Regions from separate parts of the Homo sapiens genome. Here region 2 is linked to region 1. A link is a contact called in ENCODE Hi-C data. All regions are on one chromosome and are shown on one strand. Each heading gives the region's core, a stretch centred on a gene start or an enhancer-like site at or near the end of the contact. The rest is flanking DNA. Distances are from core to core; before and after follow the strand shown.

Region 1 (6,194 bases), core at 2,022-4,521:
ACTAACTCCTAAACCCTCACCACCCCCCTATGATGTAGATTTTGTCATCTCCAAATAGAGAGGAGGTAACCAAGACACAGAGCTGAAATAACTTGCCTAAAGCCATGCAGCTAGAAAGAGGTCTAGCTGAGACTGGAGCCTGGGCAGTCTGGCTCCTGAGTCCACGCATTTAACTCCCACATCAAACATTCCTCTTGAGAATGGGAGCAGTGGTGAAGTCTGGCCTTTCTTCCTCTTCTGTCTCCATTTAAGCCCTGGATGAGAGAGAGTCTTTCTTTTTACTGCTTGATTCTGTGGACCACCTCCCATCCTTCCTTAGCCTGTTTTTTTGTTGTGGCCTGGAGCCACGCTCTGGCAGGTGCTTGCATTTGAGTGAATGTGTATGTGTGTAGACTTGATTACACTTCATCACATGGATGCCCGGGTCCCCCAAGTAGGGTCCCCTAAGATGGGGTGGCAGTGGGGGGAGGTGCTAGAGGACTCAGTGGTGGGTGCTCAGAAGAAGCGAATGACGGCAGAGCCAGGGAATCAAGAAGGGCACACACATCTTGAAAGTAACTTTCCACTCACCTACCCCACCCCCACTGCTCCTTTCCTTGCCTTCTAATCTGATCTTGGTATTTATGGAGATGCTAAACAGATCATGTCCTCTGAGGATGGAGAAGGGGAAGACCCTATGGCCCTGTTGATCTCATTACTCTATGTCTTCTCAGCAGATCTGCCGCCCTGCTGCTCATTCAGGCTTGGGGCTAATCATATTAATTGAAATATTAAACATTCACAAAAATGAATTAAAATGAACTCCCCTCACTCCTCCTCCCAGTCAGTAATTGGGGAGACAGCTGCAGACAGCAAAATGCGTCCAGTCCTTTGCTTAGTTTGTGGTCCCCAAAGGTGTCAGTCTGAGAGAAGAGGCAGGGTTTAGAGGAGAAGAGTTGTACCACTCATCAGACTCTCCTTGCTGAGTGACGGTGAACACATCTCTGGTGTTCTTTCAGGCCATGGGATGGGAGTCCTGTGAGGTAAAGGCAGGGGAGCCCTGAGACTCAGATGCCTATTCTGGAAAGTTTCTCTCTAGGAGAGAGAGAGGCTTCCAGGATACTTTCTCTGCCCACCACCCCCAAGCTCACCCTCTTTTTTATTCCTCTGCAGTCAAAGCTAGGCTGCCCTACATAAAAAGATTATTGAATTTATAAAGGGAGAGCTCTGATCCTGGCTTTAGATTCTTAGGAAATGAGAAATGCTGGATAATTGGGATATTTTTCAGAAAGGGCAAAATGTGGTGGTATGTGTGGGCAGAGTGGCTAGTCATGAAGTACTTACTGGCTTCCCTGATTGAATACAGAGTGAAGACATCTGCAGCAGAATTTATGAGAGTGCACAAAGAATTGATTCTATAACCTTCCTGCCCTCAAGTGGCTTCCACCTCAAGTGGAAGGTAAGACAGGCCAACACAATACATAATAGTGAGTACTGAGACGCTGTTAAAAAAACAAAAAGTAGCCCCTCTCATACATGGGCATTTGGGTCATAGGATGTGATCAGTGAAGAAAGGCTTGATTGATTATCAAAGCACAAGAAGATCACAGATTGGCAGACGGAGGGTATCAATCATTTCCTACTTGGAGGTGGGGAGGTAGAGAACACTGTGCATGCCTGTGTGTGTTTGAGTGTGTAGGTTTGCTGGTCCAGGCTCTGGCATTGTCTAATATAATACAAGCCACATATATGGTTTAAAAATGTCTAGTAGCCATATATAAAAGCAAAAAGAAACAAGAGAAATTACTTTTAATAATAAATGTTATTTAACCTGATATATCCAAAATACTATTTCAACATGTAAATCAATTACATGTTATTAATGAGATTTTTTTCATACCAAGCCTTCAAAATCCTGTGTGTATTTTATATTTGCTGCACATTTAACACCTACAGCCACTTTTCAAGTGTTCAAGAGCCACAGGTGGCTTGTGGTGACTGTACTGGCTGGCACAGCTCTGGAGGTGCCACCACCAGCTTCTCTGGAGGGAGTATGGGGAGAAAAGACAGATCTTGGCCAAGAGGAACCATTATCTCTGGTTAACCTCTTGCTCCTGCCGGGAAAAAAAAAATCACTTCTGACAGATGGCAGCTTATCTCTCTCTCACTCTATTAACTCTCTCTCTTAAAAAAAGACAATCAACCAAAATGATCACTAACCAAGATGGGGTTCCTGGGAAGTGGCTTGTAGCCCACTACCTAATTTACTTCTTGTGGTTTTCCCTGGCTTGGGAACTGCCAACACTTTCACTTCTTTTCCTCAGTCTTTGCTGGAAAGGACAGAAGCAGACCAATGATAACCCCTCCACGGCCAGGGCCTAATGCTGAGCTTGTTTCTCATGGTATTTTCTTGCTCCTTAGGGCAGTTGTTCACAAATCTGAAAAGACAGCCTCCCTTTTTTCTCCTGCTTCTCAGAAGGCCTCTGCTGAGCACGATCTCTGTGGGGGTAGGAGCTCGGCATGTGTGTATTGACAGACAGGCTCATGCCCTTTCTCGTGGCTATTTTCAGCTCTCTGGCTTTATGTTTCACTTTCTCTTCTTAATTAGATACTAGAAGAACAAATCTTGAAGACCAAATTCCCTTTCTCCTCCCGTATTCAGTTGGGAGTGGAATAAAATAATTTAGAATTTATGAGGAGCCCAGGGTGAAGAGAAAGTTAATCTACACAAAAAAGTCAGTCCAAGAGGGGGAAATTCTGGCAGAATGTCCCCCAGGTCCTTTCCAGCATCTTTAGTCGGACAGAACGTTCCTTCCTTTGCAGAACTCAGCTCACTCTATGTTCTGGGGTGCTTCCACGTTGTTTGAAGAATCCACGGCTCCAGTGTCGAATGTGTACCGGACAGAGGGACGGGTTGGCTTCTGGGACAGTGGAAAGGGAAGAAGCTTGGGTTCTCTTTCCCCAGTACTAGGCTTCCTCTAGCTTCTGTCCAAGTGAGGGAGTCTGGAAGCAGATTCGGGGAGACCTTTTTTCCTGTTTTACTCTAGAGCTAACAAAAAAACCCTGAAGTTGGGTGGGGTCAAAAAGGGCTCATTCCACATACAATTAAGTCCAGAAATCAGTCCCCCAATCCGGGAAAGGCGATCCTTTAGAGACCCACCCCCCAAGCCCCCGCCCCGGAGCTCACCCCTCAGTTCCCTCAGCCCCTAGCCCCTGCTTCGCTGAAGGGGCCGGGCTTGGGGGCAGGGCGGGGCCGGGGGCGGGGCCTCGCCGGCTCGCGGCCGGTCGCCTTGACGACCGCAGCAAGATGGAGACGCTGCCAGGCTTGCTGCAGCGGCCCGACCCCGGGGCGCTTAGCGCAGCGCAGCTGGAGCAGCTGCGAAAATTCAAGGTGGGTGCGCCCGCGCCCCCATCCAGCGTCCACCAAAGTGTAGCTGCCCCAGGACTGGGGCCCCAGACTGGGAAGAGAGCCGCCGAGAGAAGGGGAGCGGGAGCCTGTTCCCTGATAAAGTGGGGAGGGCGCAGGGGAGACCCCCGGCGGACCTCTAGGCGTCTGATCCCAGCACAGAGCGCGACGGGCATCTGAGAGTGCAGGAAGAACTAACTCAGGGACTCGGCCAGAGAAATGGGCCGAAATTACTGCCAGACACATCCGACCTTAGTAAAGGCCCCTCATCCTGAACAAGCGGCAGAATGATATTTTATCTGTAAGAAGATGGGTGGCTTAAACTTTCAAGCATCCTGGGGAAAGACTTGGGTTAAATGCGCACGCCGTTTCCCGCAGCCCTTCACATCTCCAGGGCTGAACCCTGAATCTGTCTCCTAATGGAAGTGACCCTTTGTTCTTGCCCCCCAGATTCAGACTCGGATTGCTAACGAAAAGTACCTAAGGACCCACAAAGAAGTAGAGTGGCTCATAAGTGGTTTCTTCAGGTAGGTGGTTTTCCAGGCTCTGGGATTTGTGGCACGCAGGGTTTTCTTCGTTATCTCTAGAGGTTTCCTTCAGTTATCTCTAAATTCTTAAAAATATGTCTATTCATTTACTTTAACCATAAGGATAAATACATACCTTATGACACTTGGAAGAGGGAATTTGGCGTTGCGAAACCCAACAGCCATCCACTGGGTGTAGAACACTATTCTCAACCATAGGAGCTTAACAAAATCACTAGTTGAACTTAAAACAAAAATCAGTTGTCTGGTTGGCCCTTCCCTACTTGAAAACATTACTGTAGAAAAATTCCAAGGGTTGGAAGCCACTCTTTTCTTGGGGAAGAGAAGACAATTTACCAGCGTATCCTGGAATATGTTCTTTCCTTCCCCCACCCTCCTTTCAGCCTGGCATTTGCTTGAATGGAAACATATCCTAATGGGATGAAGAAGGAGAATTAAAAAAATAAATCACGGAGCATCAGTGGATGAAAACAATAGAGCTATCTCAAATGCTGTTTGGTTATAGACAAATAGACAAGGTTTAAATAATTATAATGGCACCCATCTCCAGGCATTGTGCTGTTCCCCTACATTAGCACTTACCACACTGTATTGTAATTGAGCTGTCAATCTTCTGTTACTGGTCCAAAGCTCCGAGCTTGTGGAGTGTGTTTGTGTTCTCAGTGCCCACGCAGTGTGTGGCATCTTGGAACACTTTTGCTGATCCTCCCAGCACCTCCACAAAAGACAGGTGATTGTCATTTTTATTTTATAAGTGAGAAAATTTAAGCTTAGAAAGGTGAAGTACCTTCCCAAAGTTGCTGAACCAGGATTCAAACCCCTGGTTTTCCCACTGTATTGTGCTGTAAGCAGTCGGTCCCCATTTCCCCTCTGGACTGTGTGCTTATAGCCAGAGGTGGGCCCTCCCTTGTCTTCTCAAAAGTTGGCGAGGTCAGGCAAGGTGGCTCATGCCTGTAATCCCAGCACTTTGGGAGGCCGAGGCGGGTGGATCACCTGAGGTCGGGAGTTCGAGACCAGCCTGACCAACATGGTGAAACCCCGTCTCTACTAAAAATACAAAATTAGCCAGGCGTGGTGGCACATGCCTGTAATCCCAGCTACTTGAGAGGCTGAGGCAGGAGAATCGCTTGAACCCAGGAGGCAAAGGTTGCAGTGAGCTGGGATTGCTCCATTGCACTCTAGCCTGGGCAACAAGAGCAAAACTCCATCGCAAACAAACAAAAAAAAGTTGGCCAGGCAGATGCGTTGGCTCACGCCTGTGATCCCAGCACTTTGGGAGGCTGAGAGGGGTGGATCACTTGAGGCCAGGAGTTCGAGACCTGCCTGGCCAACATGAGGAAACCCTGTCTCTACTAAAAATACAAAAATTAGTCAGGCGTGGTGGCACGTGCCTGTAATCCCAGCTACCTGGGAGACTGAGGCAGGAGAATCGCTTAAACCTGGGAGGCAGAGGTTGCAGTGAGCCGAGATTGCGCCACTGCACTCCAGCCTGGGCGACAGAGCAAGATTCTATCTCATGAAATAAAAATTAAAAAAACTCACTATTCATATTATAGACGTTTCTCCAAGTGGCAACAAATTCTCAGAGGGCAGATAGGGGAAGGAAACAGAGAAAACTGAAACCTATCCAGTTATGAAGGTTGGCCAGGGATAAGCCTTGGGCAAAAGAGAGTTTAGGGATCCTCTGTCAATATCAGACCTGAGGATCAGGCCGTCACCTTTTGCAACTTTTCTTCTAAAGGGAAATAAGATGATATCGTTCCTATCCTGGGGAGCTTGCTCTCCAAGTTAGTAGTAGTTCCAGCAGAGAGATTGGGGATAGAAGTTAAAAGCTGAAACTAAATCAACATTTGCATTGCTCACAAACAACAGGATTAGAATGCTTGGGGTTGATGAATAAGAATGAGTTGTTTCAGTCACCTGTCAGAGATGGCCTTGATTCTCTCTTTGTCCAGGAACAGTTTCCAGGAGCAGCCTGGGTATCTGAGACTGGCTGCTGTGGGAACAGCCCCAGATACTTCCTTTCCTTTCTTACCATGTTCCTGTCAAGGCCAGGTAGGCCACCAGGTTTTTCTTTTTGCTGTCCCTAAAGCTACTCTACCTGAAATTCTTCTGACCTCTTTTCCTGGGTGGAGCTTGCAGAGGGTTTAGTGTTTGAAGTTTTAGGGTTTACTTTTGTTTGTTTGGTGTCATTGTTCCCTTTGATTGGTACCGGGATGAACCAGAATCAGCTTCTGTCCCTGCTGGCCACCTCACATGGT
Region 2 (7,149 bases), core at 2,148-4,647, 270 kb after region 1:
ATGCCTATACATGCCCTCTACATGTTTGTCTGAGCAACAGGTCTTAAGAAGGGAGGCGGAGACATCTTTCTCTGCATAGTTTTCTCTATGGAAAACAATTCTGGACTCCACAAATTTAGTTACCTTAGGAGGAATTCAATTTTCCATTTTTGGTTCTCCCTCCCTGAGCACCTACTTTGAATGTCCCAGACATGGTGTTAGGCATGAGGGTGTTCACACACACATACACACATGCACACACACACAAAGCTCTCCATGGTGCTTGCCTTTGAGGAGTTCACCAGCTAATGGAATACTATTAAAGCATTTGGCCTGAATTCTAGTTATTTGTGTTTCTGTTTCTTTCCTCACTAGGTTGCAGGTTTTTTGAGCAGGGTCCCAATAGCCAGTGCCCCAGCCCTCATAGAGCCTGCTCGATGAATTGTTAAGAAATTGATAATGATGTATTTTGGTTGTCCTGCGAGTAGCAGACAAGCAGGAGTCCTCCTCAGAAAAGTGTCTGCTCCTGAAAAATCTCAAATGTTTGCTTTGGACCTATGCCCAGATCCCGGCTGCAGTTTCAAAGAGGACACTTCTGCAGAGTGAGTCGGACTTGCTTTGCTCCTCTGTGTCTTGTCCATACCCTAGTTTTCTTACAGCCCACCCAGAAAATAAACGGCAGGGTGTCAGTAAAAACAAACATCTGTTATTTAAAATATGTTTGAGGTTTCCTTCCTTTTGCTTTAGAAATTTTGGAGTTTTTAAAATTGAACCCAGAAGGCATTCTTAAATTTGATCTCTGAAGGGAATTCAGAAAAAATGAGTTGAAGCAATGGATCTGGATCCAGGCTGTCTCTCTCACCTCTCACCAACTAAAACTTGCCCACTAAAGAACTGGGCAGCAAAGGAACGTTTCAGATGCAATTCAATAGGAAGAAAGAACTTGGAAGAAACCTCCTTCAATCTAACCAACTACATCAATTTTTCCTTAAAGAATGCTTAGGCATCAGCCTAATCAGCCAACATAGCTACTGTCAAAACTGCTTTTAGTTAAATCCTTTGGTAGGATGGGTGGTATTTATTTAGTAAAGGGATAGAAAGTGCTGAAAATTGTTTAAAAGAAGTACATTCTTTCTTTTTGCTTTTGATGTGGATTCCTAAATTTGTTGAGTCCCCAGAAAAATGAGAAACTTAAGATGTTAAAATTTTAGTCCAGCTTTCTCAGCACTTTGAGTGCTAATTTATACATTATAATCCTGAAAGAATTCCATTGTTTCTCTCAACTTTACGCTTTAAAAGACTGGACTGTGTCCAAGGGTATACCAAGTGGGTTGTGCTCTACAAAAGTCACATTTTTTGAACTGTCAGTAGAAAGCAGGGAGGCACACAGTCTCAGCTCCACCCTGACCTCACTGGAGTGGCTGCTTAGGAGGCTGGCCAGCACACGGGAGGAAAGGGGCCTATATGATGTGTCGGAGAAAAGCTAGGAAGAGCATCACCCAGAAAGCAGGGTAAGACCCAAAAATTGCTTCATGCCCAGTAGACCAAAAAAATTGTAAGAACCTAGATAAGAAACTCCAAATGGTGGATCAAGGGCCACAGTGAAGAAACTATCCTCTGGCTGTGAAGGAACAAATACACCATTTGGAAGGGATGATTAAAGAGAAACTGGATAGGAATCTGTGGGGGCAGGGCCGATGAAGAAACTTCCAATAAGTTATATGAACTCATTCCCACTCCAACCCCTGGCATTATCTTTTGCAATTTGCTGAAACATGTTGGAGGCAAAGATCACCGACTGGGTGTTTCCATGAGCCTGGCCTCACCTAAAACGCACAACATAAAACTCCATTCCTGGAGACTGAAACTCAAGCTTCTGGGGAAAAATATCCGCAACAACTGCAAACCTCTTAGCGGGAAAAGCTACCTCCCAAGTAAGGCTGAGGCAGGCTGCCAGGCGCATACTGGCCGATAACGAAAAGCGGTCTCGCCAAGGCCCTGCAGATCTAATTACTGCCCTCACCGGCAGTTCAGTCGAGAAACCTCTCCTGCAGACTGGCAGCCAGACCAGGTGTGACTCACTTCCTCTTGGAAAATGCCCTCTGAGATGGCACAGTTCTCCTTTTCCTTCAGGGAGTGTTCTGTCCAAACCATCCACCGAGAGTATCTGCAACCGGCCACACCCACATGGTCTCACAGCTGAGTCACAGGCCTCAGACCACTGGGAGAATCCTGGAGCCCTTTGTGCTAACCACGCCCTGCAGAAGCTCCCGCAGAGACGGAACTGGGTGGGGGCAGAAAACGGGGTGGGCTTAATGCATCCCAGAATCTGGCTTAGGGCTCCCCTGTGCTGGCCTGGCTTGGAGCGCTCTGCATTCCACCCCAGCCAACAAGGCAGAGCTCCTGGTTTCACTTAGGCAGAGCTGGACTGAGGCTGGACAGGCAGCAGTGTCCACGGCTAGGGGCAGCGCCATTCCTTCGGCCAAAGCACAGGTGGTGAACCAAGTACCAAAGGCACGTCTGTCTGTTTCACTGCACCGGGCCAAATTAATCTATGATTGGAAGATCCTTCATCAAGCCTGCTCTTCCTCCATCTCTTTCTGGTTCCACTTATTAAGACAGCAAGGGAACCCTTTCAGTAGAGAAACCACGTCACACAGGGCCCTCTCCCACAAACCCCAGCCAAACTGCTGTAGAAAGAAAACAAGTGGACCTCCCTCCCTCAGCAGGAAGACCCTTTCCGTCGAGCAGACAACAGGAAGCCCCGACCAGAAACGCCTGTTTGGCCGACGGACTAAGGGTTACGGAAGGGACGCCCCAGCTGCCTACTCGTCCTACCCGCGCCTACTTGGGCGGTACAGCCGGGAGCAGGCTACGAACATGCAGACCCGGCCTGCGAGCGGAACCCACCAAGAAACACGCCAGCCAGGGCAGGGGCGTGTAGGAGGGATTCGGTAACCCGAGAGACGAGTGGGAAAGTAGGAAAGGTGGGAGTAAAGCAACGCAAACATAAAGGGAGGAGGGAAGAGGTTCAGGCGCACCAATACCACGGTCCCCTCCTAAAGAACAAGTGCCCCCTCCTCTGGTCCGCGTGGGTCTGGGGGCGGCCGCGCCCGGGCCGGGGAGGGGCGCTGCTGGCCTCGTTTGGGTGTGGCCCGGAGCACTGAGCAGCGGATTCCCCACCAGCCGCTCCCCGCCCAGCCCCGCGGTGCTCCGGACGCCCCGCGAAGCCGGGTGCAGGGTTTTCCCCGGGCAGCAGGTCCGGGCCTGGGGACTACCCAGGAGGGGCGCGTGGGCCGGGCGGAGCTCACCTTGGCCGAGGCGCGGCGGACGCTGGGCGAGCTGGGCGAGCTGGACGCGGGGCGGAGAGGCGAGCGCGGCGGGCTGTGCGCCTTCCTTAGTACGTGCGGCGGGTGGGTAGAGGGAGGCGGCGCGGGAGCGGGAGGAGCCTGGCGGGCGCTCGGCAGGGCGCTCCCCCAGCCCTGTCTCCTCCCCCTCTTCCTGCCCCCGACTCCCCCGACCCCGGGCGCGCGGCCCACGCCCTGCCCTCGCTCCCGGACCCGCCTCGCAGAGGCCTCGCCCGCCCCAGACAGAGCGTTCTTGTAAACTTCTCTTCAGTAGAAACGGTCCTGCTCTCGAATATTTCAGGGCATCCCCACCCTGAGCCTGCCCTTCCTCTCGGGTTTGGTTTTAGAAAGTGTACAAATCAAAGAACCCGGCCGTCCTGCGGGTGGGGCACGCTGGCGCAGAACCAGAGGTAACCGGCTCTGCGGCCACCTACGGGTCTAGGAATTACTTGCTGGATGACCCTGCAGGGAGTGGCACGTGGAGTCCTATCGACCTCAGAGGCACTATCAGATTAGCCCTAGGAGGTCCGTCTGGGGGTCTCGGCGGCCTGCGCCAGTGGAGGGGCGGCACCTCCCCAGAAGCCGGGCTTCCCGCCCCACCGGCCCGCGAGGTGCCGCAGGGAGGGTGCGGTTTGGCTTGTCAGCACCCAGGGGCGTCACAAACCCTTTGTTGAACAGGGGATTTACCCCTTTGTGTGGCGTCACTTGATCAATAGTTCAGTTTCAGTGTGGCTAATAGTGTTAAAAACTGGCCGGGCGCGGTGGCTCACGCCTGTAATCCCAACACTTTGGGAGGCCGAGGCGGGCGGATCACCTCAGGTCAGGAGTTCAACACCAGCTTAGCCAACATGGTGAAACCTTGTCTCTACTGATACAAAAATTAGCCGGGAGTGGTGATGCGCGCCTGTAATCCCAGGAGACTGAGGCATGAGAATCGCTTGAACCTGGGAGACAGAGGTTGCAGTGAGCCGAGATCGCACCACTGCACTCCAGCCTGGGTGACAGAGTGAGACTCTGTCTCAAAAAAAAAAAAAAAAAAGAAAAAAGAAAAAAAGAAAAGAAAAAGGTTAAAAACTAAGTTTCCAAGGCAGTATGCTGTGGTCCTTGAAAAGTCCTTTAGAAGAATTTTCTGGAATAAATTTAGAGAAAACCTAAGTGTTTCCTAGGGGATGCTTACCAACTCCTCGCCCCTCCCCCGCCCGCCCTCTTTTATTTTAATTGTGACTCAGGGTTAAATACAAACTACTAGCAGCTGTTGGTGGAAAAGAGCCCAATCCCAAACTCTGGGGTTTTCCTTTGTTCCCAAGGGAGGCCTTGGGAGGAATGAATGATCCTAAAGGAATGAGCAGACCTGGGGAATCCTCCAAGTGCCACCTCTGACTAATATTGGCTGTTGCCAGGAAAACCCAACTTGGATTTCAGCTATTACTTTCCGTGCAACCCTGGTGCTGACTATTCAAGGGGACAGCTCTTCAAGATCTTCCTGTATACAGTACTTCCCAGTCCCCAGGTCACAGTCACCAGTGGAGGAAATCTCGGATCCCTTTTGTTGCAGGGATTGCAATGCGACTGGGTTTAGAATGGGAATGCCTGGGTTTGCGTACCCCTACTCATCTGATTTCTTCATCTGGTCCACAGACCTTAGGAGTGCTTTAGTGTATGTGGTAGGCCTGGGAATTCAGGGATTAGAGAATCAGTCTCTTTCTCTGAAGAGTTCCAAGTATTGGGCGTTAGATAAGCAAACAATTAAAATCCAGTGTGCTTAGTGAATGGTAGAGGATACTATTGGATACTAGGAGAACACTGAGGAGGGGCTTCCAAGTCCTCTTGGAGTGGTCACAGAATAATTTCTGCAGGAAGCAACATTGGGTAGAAATTTAAAAACAACAATAACACTTATTGTAACTTTTTAATCTGTACAAAGATTCCATTCTTAGAAGGCTTGGAAAATATATCAATGTATAAAAAATGATTTATAAATACATGAGCCAAAGATAAACATTTTCATATTTCTAGTCTTTTTATGCATATGTAACAAATATTTGCATAATTGTGATCATACTGATTATAAAATTAAGTACAGTCATTCACTGCATAACAGTGTTTGAGCCAACGATGGATCATGTATTCAGCAGTGGTTCCATAAGATTATAATAGAGCTAAAAAAATTCCAGTTGCCTAGTGACCTTGTAGCTGTCTAGCGCAATACTTTACTCATGTGTTTGTGGTGATGCTGGTGTAAACAAACTACTGTGCTGCCAGTTGTATAAAAATATAGCACATACCAATTATGTGTAGTATGCAATACTTGATAATGGTAATAAATGACTGTTACTGCATTATGTATTTACTACACTATACTTTTCATCATTATTTTAGAGTGTATTCCTTCTACTTATTAAAAAAACAGTAAAACTTAAAAAAAAGTTTAAAAAACAGCCTCAGGCAGGTCTTTCAGGGGGTATTCCAGAAGAAGTCATTGTTATCACAGGAGATGTGTGTTTTTGCCCTGGAGACCTTTCAGTGGGACCAGATGTGGAAGTGAAAGACAGTTATATTGATGATCCTGACCCTGTGCAGGTCTAGGCTAATACGTGTGTTTGTGTCTTAGTTTTTTTTTTTTTTTTTGTGTGTGTGTGTCTTAGTTTTTAACAAAAAACTTAAAAAAAAATAAAAATTTTAAAAATAGAAAAAACTTACATAAGAAGGATATAAAGAAAGAAAATATTTTCTACAGTTGTATAATGTGTGCTTTAAGCTAAGTGTTATTACAAAAGAGTCAAACATTTAAAGAATTTACAAGTTAGGCTGGGCGTGGTAGCTCACACCTGTAATCCCAGCACTTTGGGAGGCCGAGGCGGGCGGATCACGAGGTCAACAGGTCAAGACCATCCTGGCCAACGTGGTGAAACCCCATCTTACAGAGAAAGAACTAGCCGGGCGTGGTGGCACGCACCTGTACTCCCAGCTGCTTGGGAGGCTGAGGCAGGAGAATCGCTTGAACCCGGGAGGCGGAGGTTGCAGTGAGCCGAGATTGTGGCAGTGCACTCCAGCCTGGAGACAGAGTGAGACTCCATTTCAAAAAAAAAAAAAAAAAGAAAAAGGAAAGAAAAAGGAATTTCCAAGTTTATAACGTAAATTTACAGTAATCTAAGGTTAATTTGTTATTATTATTTTGGTTTTTTGAGACAGGGGCTCCCTCTGTCGCCCAGGCTAGAGCATAGCAGTGTGATCTCTGTTCACTGCAACCTCCGCCTCCCGGGTTCAAGTGCTTCTTGTCCCTCAGCCACTCGAGTACCTGGGATTACAGGCATGTCCCACAGCGCCTGGCTAATTTTTGTTTTTTTTAGTAGAGATGAGGTTTCACCATGTTGACCGGGCTGGTCTCGAACTCTTGGCCTCATGTGATTCACCCATCTTGGCCTCCCAAAGTGTTGGGATTATAGGCATTAGCCACTGCATCTGGCTAGGTTAATTTATCATTGATAAAAGAAAAACTGTTTTAAACATAGTGTAGCCTTAAGTGTACAGTGTTTCTAAAGTCTACAGTAATGTACAGTAATGTCCTAGGCCCTCACATTCACTCACTACTCACTGACTCACCCAGAGCAACTTCCAGTCCTGCAAGTTCCATTCATGGTAAGTGTCCTATTTGTATAGCATTTTAAATCTTTTATACCATATTTTTACTACACTTTTTCCATGTTTAGGTACACAAATACTTACCATTGTAGTACAATTGCCTACAGTATGCTATTCAGGGTTGTAGCCTCAGAGTCCTCGACTGTACCATACAGCCTAGCTGTGTAGTAGACTATGCCAT

What was found. A loop is a pair of places that touch in the nucleus more often than their neighbours do. Pooled maps may share reads with other maps.
Region 2: a loop to region 1 is called in a pooled map, with 2.2 times the contacts of the local background. The contact joins the promoter of S100A10 here to the promoter of RIIAD1 in region 1. A Hi-C loop is called at or near these places in 2 of 168 maps with a recorded cell type or tissue (K562 and left cardiac atrium) and 8 of 50 pooled maps.

Annotation. Positions count from the first base shown.
Region 1 is chr1:151,718,251-151,724,444 of GRCh38, forward strand. RIIAD1 (regulatory subunit of type II PKA R-subunit domain containing 1) reads left to right here and starts at 3,272. Exons shown (of 5, transcript NM_001144956.3): 1 at 3,272-3,370; 2 at 3,836-3,912. The coding sequence starts at 3,287. RefSeq lists a silencer at 3,157-3,226.
Region 2 is chr1:151,990,462-151,997,610 of GRCh38, forward strand. It overlaps S100A10 (S100 calcium binding protein A10), which reads right to left and starts at 3,398. Exons shown (of 3, transcript NM_002966.3): 1 at 3,291-3,398. RefSeq lists an enhancer at 1,438-2,637 and silencers at 3,206-3,505, 3,516-3,565, 3,696-3,825.